Linked DNA regions of Homo sapiens: region 2 is linked to region 1. The links are chromatin contacts, found by Hi-C in ENCODE. All regions are on one chromosome and are shown on one strand. Each heading gives the region's core, a stretch centred on a gene start or an enhancer-like site at or near the end of the contact. The rest is flanking DNA. Distances are from core to core; before and after follow the strand shown. Region 1 has its middle 92 kb from the start of LINC02533. Region 2 overlaps LOC105374894 (a long non-coding RNA gene).

Region 1 (4,667 bases), core at 1,349-3,848:
AAATCCATCAAGCTGACAGAGAGGGTGGAGCTGGAAGACAGCAGGAGGCACATCGGGTGGTACTGAGGGAGAAAGGAGGAAGCATGAAAAACATTTCGAACAGCTCTCCACTTCACAGGATTTCACAAGCCACTTCAACTACTGAGATATATTGAGGAGGTTCCCATCTGGTGAAGAAGACAGCTTTATGACCTAGAGTGTAAACAATGCAAACAGAAGGAAAATGCCTCCAATCAAAGGCAATGCAGCCAGAAGGCTGTCTGTCCACAGACCGTTCATTGACTCCAGTCAGGTAAAGGTGAGTCACGAAAGATCAATGTCAGGTAGGCAACACATAGCTCTTTAAATTTAGTCCAGCAAGAGAGAAGTTTATAGATCCAGGCATTATGTGTCAAACAAAAGGGAAATACTTATGTTCAGTCTCCTTTTCGAGAAATAAATACCAAGAAGAGTGCAAAATAGAGAGTCAGAACCCACCCATAAAGATAAAGTTCTAGGAAGCTCCAGAAACCTTACGTACACTAACAGTTTTCTAACACTTGCAGTTGTCAATAAAATGAAGCTTAGCTTATTTCACCATCATCTTTTTACAGATTGGGGTAAAAAGAGTATTTTCTCATAGGGACAAAAGTAATAAACATGGAAGTTGTTCCCTGGGGACCAGGATTCTCTGGCACATCTGAGTTATTTAGCTTGAAGTATTACAATGAATGTATTTGTAAAAAGCAAGGCAAAATTTCAAGTGGATTGTAGATTTAAATGTGAAAGGCAAAAGAATAAAGCTTCTATTGAATAACAGGGAAATATCTTCATAGCTCTTGGGGTAGACAAATATTTCTCTAGCAGGACATGCAAAGAACAGTGACCATAAAGGAAAGTGATAATTTGAACTATGTTAAAATTAAGAACTTCTGATGAACAAAAGGCACCACTGGGGAGAGATTGAAAAAGCAAGCCACAGGATGGGAGAAGACATTTGTGATACATATATCCAACAAAAGTTCTGTTGAATATATAAAGAACTCCTGTGGAATATATATATATATATTCATTCCTTATATATTCTGTTGAGTATATAAAGAACTCCTAGAATATATAAGGAACTCCTACGAATCAATTAGAAAAGACAGATAAGCTAATTAAAAAATAGTGGTAAAAGACTTGAGCAGATGCTTCATCAGAGAGGATATCAACATGACCAATAAACATATGAAAAAAATGTATGGCAAGGAAATGCAAATTAAACTCCAACGAGAGAGAAAAAAAAAAAAAAGGAAACTCCAATGAGATTCCACCAAACACACACCAGAATGGCGAACATGAAAAAAACTGTTGGTAAAGATGTAAAGTCATTGGGACACTAATACCCTGCTGGTGAGAATGGAAACTGGAGCAATTGCTTTGGAAACTCTTCTGACAGTAGCTACTAAACTTGAATACAAGAATATCCTATGATTCAGCAAGTCAACTCCTGGATTTACATTACAAATATGCACCAAAAGAATGTACCTCCAAGAAAGCTCAGAGAAGCATTCATGGAGCAAATAATAAATATAATTATATTCACTATAATTATCTAAACATTATAAATATAAATATTATATTGTTTTCATTATCACCCCAAAATGAAAACAAACTCCATGCATTCATCAACAATAGAATGGATAAATAAACTGTAATATATTCATGTAATGGAATACTACACTGTGATGAAAAGGAACAAACTACTGTTACTATGACACGGGGGGATCTCTCAAACGTGACATTGGACAAAAGAGACCAGGCACAGAATAGTACACATACAATTCCATTTATATGAAGTTCAAAAACAGGTAAAACTTACTCCTATGGTGCTAGAAATAAGGATCATAGTGTCATTTTGGGGATGGGTGGGGGTGAATTGGAGGGGCGCATGCAGGGTTCTTGGGGTACTGATAATATTCTGTCTTCTAATCTGGGATGGATTACACAGGAATGTTTGCTTTGTGAAAATTCACTGAGCTGTGTGTTTAGTATTTGTGTACTTTTCTATAGTATATACCTCAATTAAAAATCTGTCTAAAATTGGTGCACGACAATGTGAATGTACTTAACACTATTGAACTATATTCTTAAAACTGTTAAAATGATCAATTGTATGTTACATGTATTTTATCAAAACTATAAAAAGATTTTTAAAAGAATGAACCAACTTCACTGATACCTTGATTTGACTTCTGGCCTCCAGGGTCATGCGATGCAGCCATATTTACTTCCAGTGAGTTCCCAAATCAGTATTTTTTAGGCTCAACTTAGTTTCTTATGTATGTAACATCTGCCACCAAAAGTAAATATTTTCTAACTGGAAAAAAATAAATTTAAATAAAGGAGTTTCCCTGCATACTCTAGTGCTAATAGGAAAAAATACGGCAGTCCATCAGAGCTCACCAAGCTCGGTGATTGGATCAACTCTGCCAGAGTGTGAAATCAAGCAAGTAGACTTAAAATCTCAGCTTCTCCCTCCCTCTGTGCCGACAGGCCCCTGGAGGGAAGTTCAGCTGGACGAAGTTCACAGGCCTGGGGATGCCTACTGAGACAAAGCCCTTGCCAGCTGTTGTTTTCCTCACCCTCATAGTGTAGGAACTGAAGCCAGGGCTGACCTCAGCAGCTGTCCCCACAGATCATGTCTAGAGCACACTAAAGGGTTGGACCAACCCCAGATCACAGACAGCTCCACAAGGTCACAGTTCCAGCCCTGCAACTGACCTCACCAGCAGCATTGTTTAGAGCACTCAGCATTGTTTGCAAGAAGTTTGTCTAAAGTTTGTCGTGTAACCGTGCTCATCAAACATCCCGTCCATCCATCCATCCACGCATTTATTCACCCAACAAATATTTGTTGAGTATATGTTTGAGGCCCTCTCCTTGGTTCTGCCAGAGAAAGCTCTAGCCTCCACGGAGACTGTCTTATATTTTTAGAGGTGTCAAAGCTTCAATTTGAAGGACAACATAAGATACGGATATCCTCTGGATGGAATTGACAGGACACATACAAAAAATAGACTTCTGTACCTTTCCCTTAGATGTTCCATCCTCCTCCCTAACCACTGCTTGTGTCTGCTTTCAGCATGTGAAGTAGGCAGGAGGAGCAGAGAGCAGAGGAGGCTTAATTTCAGCCCTCACTTGGATCAAGGGGTGCAGTAAAACCTGTCCTCTTAGGGTAATAGGCACTCTTGGGATTCACTGTATGTGACTTCTCCAAACCAGCTCTTTTCTGGGAAAGAAACTGTGGCTGACACTCCTTCATCCCCCTTCTTCGGAGCAGAATCCTGATTTTGTGAAGCTATCTATCCTCCTGTCTGCCTGTGTGTCAGGGAAGACCCCAGCTCAGAGGGCTGATCCTGAGAGGTCTAAGCCGATGGTGGCTTTCTCCTCTCCCTCTGCCAGTGGCTGATCTAGGCATGGGTCCATGATGAGCAAACTCCAGCCTGACACCTGAGAGGAGCGCTGCTGGGGGCTTCTGGGAAAGTTTACTGTCTCAGACAGAGCTTGTTTGTGGCTCCATGATGCCTGGGTTGCTGCAGCCCAACTTGCCACCAGCCTGGTATAAAGCCCTCACAGGGGTGGCTGGGCAGGAAGAAGCTGGTCCGTTCTGACATAATCGAACCACTGAATTAACCAAATCCAGAGACCCACCCGAGCCTCTTGTGATGGGAGAGAACCCATTTCCTTATTAGATAAACCTATTTGAGACAGAGTTTTCTCAAGGCATCTCAACTGATACAGATTGTTCAGTGAAATCAAGCCAAGAAGGGAGACTGAGGCTCCATAAAATCCAGTTTGAGTCACTGGTCCACTAGCTTTCCTGTTTGCACCAAGCGTCAACAGGAGGAATGAATGCCAGATACATTGGAACACAACACGTCTGTTTAAAAAGGGGCCACAGAATACATACACTAATAAACTTGGATTAAATTGGTCACTGTTTGAATGACTTTCTGTTCCTGGATCTTTTTCTGCTCAAGAATCAAATTTCTCAACTTGCTCTCCCTCCTTTAAAGCCCCTTTAAAGAAAATGGAAATGATTCTTAACAGCTGTTGGAGGTGGAACACATGCCACATGCATCCAGGGAAGCATTTCGCCCTCATCTCAACCTCAGCCAGAGAAACAGCTATGAGGAATTCTCCCCTAGCCTTAGCTTCTGACATTCTGACTCAGCAAGGCTGGTCTGGGGCCTGGAATCTATATTTTTAACAACTTCCCAGGTGATACTGAGGTGGGTAATCCAGGGACCTTGCTTTGGGGAACGTTGATCTGACGCACCCAGCACCAATACGAGCTTTCTCCAGAGTGGCCTGTGGCAGAGGAAAGAAGGAGCACTGAAGTCATGATCTGCCGGCCCTGAGCCTCTGCATCTCAGTTTCTTCGCATGGAAAACAGGACTAACAACACTCAGTCCCCACTGCTGTCATGAGGATGGAACACTCAAGGAGAACTGCACAGTGTGGCTCAGCCTCACGCTTTGTTTGCTTATCAGTTTTGATTCTGCAGGGCTCTTCAGGACCACAGCCCTGTCCCTTCTTCCAGTCTGTATCAGCATCTGATCTCTCAGGGTGGGTCTAGGTCTTCTTTAATAAATCCATCCAGCTGAGCTTTCCATCCACGAGCAAGAAGGGACGCTCCCTCC
Region 2 (4,667 bases), core at 619-3,118, 63 kb after region 1:
CCCCTGAGAGTAGACCAGTGATCCAGAGAGTCAGGGTACAACAGGACCCACGTCAAGTTCACAGATCATGGACTATGTGTGTTTACTGGGAGTGTGTGCTCAAGCATGTCATCCCAAAAGGGGTGAGAGTTCCACAAAGTGTGGATTTACACCATGAGCCAGGCATGAGGTCAACGTGGGCATCATCCACAAAGCTACCTCAAAGGAAGCCAGACTTGGAACAATGGACAGGATGTAGATAATCAGAGAGAGGCAGGAAAGTTGCCCAATCATAGTGAGTCAGACATTTATCGAACAGCTGGTCTGTGCTCAGCTCTGCTCAGGGCTCTTAGGAATTTAGGAAGGTGGATACAGATTTGATAAGGGAGGCCAGACTTGGGGAAAATTCAGGTCACACTGCAAGGTAGCATGTGTTAGGGCCTGCATCCGTGGTGCAGGGAGTGCCCTAGGAATGTGGAAGCGGGAGAACTCAGGGCAGATCAGATGGGCCAGAGATCAGGGGTCAAGGGCGACCTTGTACAGGATAAAGAACTGAGTGGGGGCTAGCAAAGGTAAGTGGGATGTGGATGGGAAGAGGGAAGGCCTTCTCAGGTAGAGAAAGCAACAGGAGCATAGTCTTAGGGGTAGAAACGACGAAACAGAATGGATGTGGAGTATTAAAAGGCAGGGCCAGCTGGTTGTTAAGAGGAGTCATTCCTTCAACCGGCAAAGACTCACAGAGCACCTCCTTACCAGACACTGCAGACACACAGGGAGGAAGATGGCTCAGCTCTGGCCCTCACAGGGAGCTCACAGAAGCGGACAAGAGGTTAAATGAGAATTGGGATTGTGAGGAGGGCTGGGAAGAGGAGGTGCAGAACATCACGAAGTTTCTAATGGGGTCCAACCTGGTCTGGGAAACAGGAAGAGTCGGGGGCCACAGAGGCAACCCTGGTGGGGTCAGGAGAGGGTTTGGAAAGTAGGATTATGGCAGACAGGGGAAGGTCTCAAAAGCCAAGGAGAGGCAACTGCTGTTTGTTCCCCGTGCATTTCACATGGTGGAGCATGAAGCCATCTCATGTAGGGAAACGACTTATTGCTGGTGAGGCCCTGGGAAGATCCGTGTCATGGCCATTTGCAGGCTGGATTTGGACAGAAAGGAAGTGGAAGCGAGGCAGCCAGTTAGGGAGATGCCGAGAGAACCTAAGAGGGGCATTACGCATCCTGCACAGCTGGGCCCGGGTCCCAGGAGGAGGACAAATGCATTCGTGCGGTTGATTTCCTGTGTCTTACCCCTCAGCTGCCAGAGGCTACCTAGGTGTCACTGCTGACATTCCTCCAAGGGAGAGCTTTAGGCTTCCGCAGGGAGAAAATGCCTGTATAAGTTTTAATCGAAAGCAAATATGAGACGATGCTATCATTTTCAAAGTATACTTGCATTTTCCACATATTCATTTCAAGCTAATACCAGCTTTTTCTGTTCTCCTTGCCCTCTTTTTAACACTTTTAATGTTCTTCTATGAGTTTATTACATTCAAACTACTTACAGCAAACCCTAAAACTACAACCAGAGCTGTTCAGATCCTGCCCCATTAGGGAAGGGAGGCCCAGCAGCACAGAGAGGAAATGAAGAGATGGGGTCAGCCCTTAGACTGCCTGGTGATCAGACAGCAACCTCAGGCTGTTTGCTCATATTTATTTCTGTCAGGCCTTTAGAAAACACATGTGTTTTTCGGTAGCTGTTTCCAGGGCTCTCGGTTACAGGGAACATCTGGGATGTGTGAATAAGTCACCTTCAGCAAAACAAAGTACAGCTCCAGTGAGGCCCTGTGTGCAAAAGGCCAGCGGCTGTCAGTTGCCTGCCAATTGGCTGCTCCGTGCAGAGATTCCAGCCCATTCACCAAGGTCTCGCTGAGAAGCCTGTGCCGGGCAGCAGACGCCTTGTGCTCCGAAGGATTTGTTCCTACATGACTTGGAAACAGTTTGTCCCCGTTAGCTCAGTCAGTCTGTGGCTGGTGCCAAGAAGGCCGAGGTTGCAGGTTTGATCCGGGAATGGGTCAATTAGCTTTGCACAGAGGAAAACTTTGTTCCTCTTCACTGACTGCGCCCCAGCCTAGCCGGCATCCGCCAAGTAGGAGCCAAGTGACAATAGCCGTGTTCTTCCCGGGAAAACCAACAGTGAGTTCATCCACTCTGCACCGTGGGTCGGAAATGTCCTCCTCGCCCACTAAGAACATTTTATTGTATTTGCAGACACATCATCTGTAATGCTTTCAGTTCCCCTCCTGGGAGCCACACTGTGAAAACGAAATGCAGTCTCCTTGATGCTTTAGGAAAGCAGCAAGATCCACTGGGTCGATCAAAGCCTTGCACACTGAAGGAGCCTAGATTTGCTTCCCAGTTTTATAGGAGATAACCAGTATTTGATGTGAAGATGTATTTGGGGCCAAGGGAGATTTGGTGTGAATCATTTTAATCAGAGGCTCAAGAAACCTGAACTGGATCTGACCCCACCTGCCTCCGCATGTGAACAGAAGCAAACAGAAAAGGCTGCTACAAATGAGGGTCTTGAACAGCAGATGTTAAAAGCAAGTGCTACTTAGCGATCTCAGAAATACTCGTGGCTACTGAAGTAGCATTTCTCGTCCTCTTACCACAAGATTTGACAAGCGGACTTGACGCTCTTCATTGTAGCCATTCTCTCTCTCTTTTTTTTAGAAGTTTAAAAATGTGTGTGCAATATGCAGTCATGATAGTTAACTTTCAAATGGTTCTCTGTCTACCTACAGGAAAGAGAAGATATTAAATTGTTTCAGAGCCAGATGGGCTGGCGTTGTCTTTGTTTGGCTCAGAGTAAGACACAGCCAGTGAGTTCTCCGCTGAGGCAACGTATGTGAGTGTCACGCAGGGCATATGTGCACACTTAAGCCATGATCACCCCTTAAAGATCTTCTTAGTTGCTACAGCTAAAGCTATGCCCCAAATGCTGTCAGGCTACAGTTTTAGTTGTGTATGGCATCAAGGATAATAAAGGTGTACTGTTTTAACTTGTGTTACTGGCACCTGTAATTCTTCCAATGATATTTCCTATTCTCCAAAATTGATACCCAGCCTTCACCTATCTCATGAAAATACATCTTTCTGGATTCAATCCTGAGGGGTCAGGAGAAGAGTAGGAAGAACAAAAGGGACAAATAAAACACAAAAGCAGGAAAGTTTTTTTTAAAAAATAGTCCATGGCAATCATTAGCATGCCATCTTCATTACTCAGAGAATTTCCAGATGATTGGATGCTCATTTTGGCAATTAAAACTTCTATATCAAAACATCAACAAAAATATCTATAGCCAATGTATCTAAATTAATTAATATTCTTAATGCATTTGAAAAAACATTTGGCTGAGATGATATTCAACAATGTTTGACTTACAAAAATTTTAATTACACGTGGTTCAATTAAATACTAAGACCATTACAAATAAATGGCTCCAAATTTTTAGTAGAAAATACAAACGACTTGAAACATCGAAAAATGTGTAACTTAGCCAGGCACAGTGGCTCATGCATGTAATCCCACAAACTTTTGGGGAGGCCAAAGTGAGATGATCACTTGAGCCCAGGAGTTTGAGACCAGCTTGAGCAACATGGCAAGACCCTGTCTCTACAACAACTTTTTGAAAAATTGGCTGGTGTGGTGGCACATGACTGTAGTTTCAGCTACCCGAGAGGCTGAGGTGGGAGGATCATTTGAGCCCAGGAGTTCAAGGCTGCAGTGAGCTATGATTGCACTACTGCACTCTAGCCTGGGCAACAGAGCAAGATCTTGTTTCTAAAAAGGAAAAAGAGGAAAAGGGGGGAAAGAAAAGGAAAAATGTGTAACTTTACTAATACTCAAATAAATGCAAAAAGAAACACAAAAAAACCAATCCATTTCCAGCTATCATAAATAGCAGGGAAGTTCACAGAGTAGACCGTCCTGTGCTGAGTGTGGGGAAATCTGCTGTCTCCTATAGTGCTGGAAGGGATGTAAATTGGCACAACCTTTTCGGAAAACAAATTAGCAGTAACAAAAATGGTGGGGTTTCTTTGAATGTTCAATTCCTGGCTCTAGTATTTCCAGTTCTGTGAATTTATCATAAGAAAATACAGGGGAAATAAAATGTTCTGTGCAAAGATGTGCCTTGCAGTATTCACGACAGTAAAAATGAGGAGGTAAACTCCATGTCCAGCAATAGAGAAATTAGGCAGTGATTAGAAGCATGGAAAGTGGAGTCAAGCCAACTTGTGTCTAAATCCCGCTTTGGCTGTTTAATAAGCATTGTTAAACACATTGCTAAAACCTTGAGCCTCAATTTTCTTATCAATTTATATGATGAGACTAATTCCTACCTCACTGGGCTTTTGCTAGAGTCACATGGGAAGAATGTATGTACATTGCTTGGAATAGTGTGTGGAAAGCAGAAAATAGCAGCTTCTCTTTATTATGATTTAGTCATCCTCAATATTATACAACTATTGAAAGAATGTTTAAGAATAATTTATAATAACATAGGAAATATCCATTATATAATGTGGAAAATCTAAGTATGTAGATACAGAGAGGCTGTGGTACAGACTGTAAAATATGCCTTAAAAAAGAAGACAAAAAGGAGTAATATATGAGTCAAAATTTTACAGGGGTTGTCTGG

What was found. Hi-C counts contacts between places; a loop is a spot of excess contacts on that map. Pooled maps may share reads with other maps.
Region 2: a loop to region 1 is called in a pooled map, with 2.1 times the contacts of the local background. The contact joins two enhancer-like sites. A Hi-C loop is called at or near these places in 3 of 168 maps with a recorded cell type or tissue (dorsolateral prefrontal cortex, gastrocnemius medialis and psoas muscle) and 3 of 50 pooled maps.

Annotation. Positions count from the first base shown.
Region 1 is chr6:4,394,875-4,399,541 of GRCh38, forward strand. No RefSeq gene overlaps it. Among named protein-coding and RNA genes, the nearest start is that of LINC02533, 92 kb to the right of the region's middle. Within about 2 kb of position 2,599, at least 5 of the 41 ENCODE cell types and tissues checked have a DNase peak (open chromatin) inside an H3K27ac peak, as active enhancers do; they include gastrocnemius medialis and psoas muscle, where a contact is called at or near this core.
Region 2 is chr6:4,459,008-4,463,674 of GRCh38, forward strand. The region is part of intron 2 of LOC105374894 (a long non-coding RNA gene); the gene reads right to left. All of the region lies in intron 2 of LOC107986561 (a long non-coding RNA gene), which reads left to right. Among named protein-coding and RNA genes, the nearest start is that of LINC02533, 27 kb to the right of the region's middle. Within about 2 kb of position 1,869, at least 13 of the 41 ENCODE cell types and tissues checked have a DNase peak (open chromatin) inside an H3K27ac peak, as active enhancers do; they include gastrocnemius medialis and psoas muscle, where a contact is called at or near this core.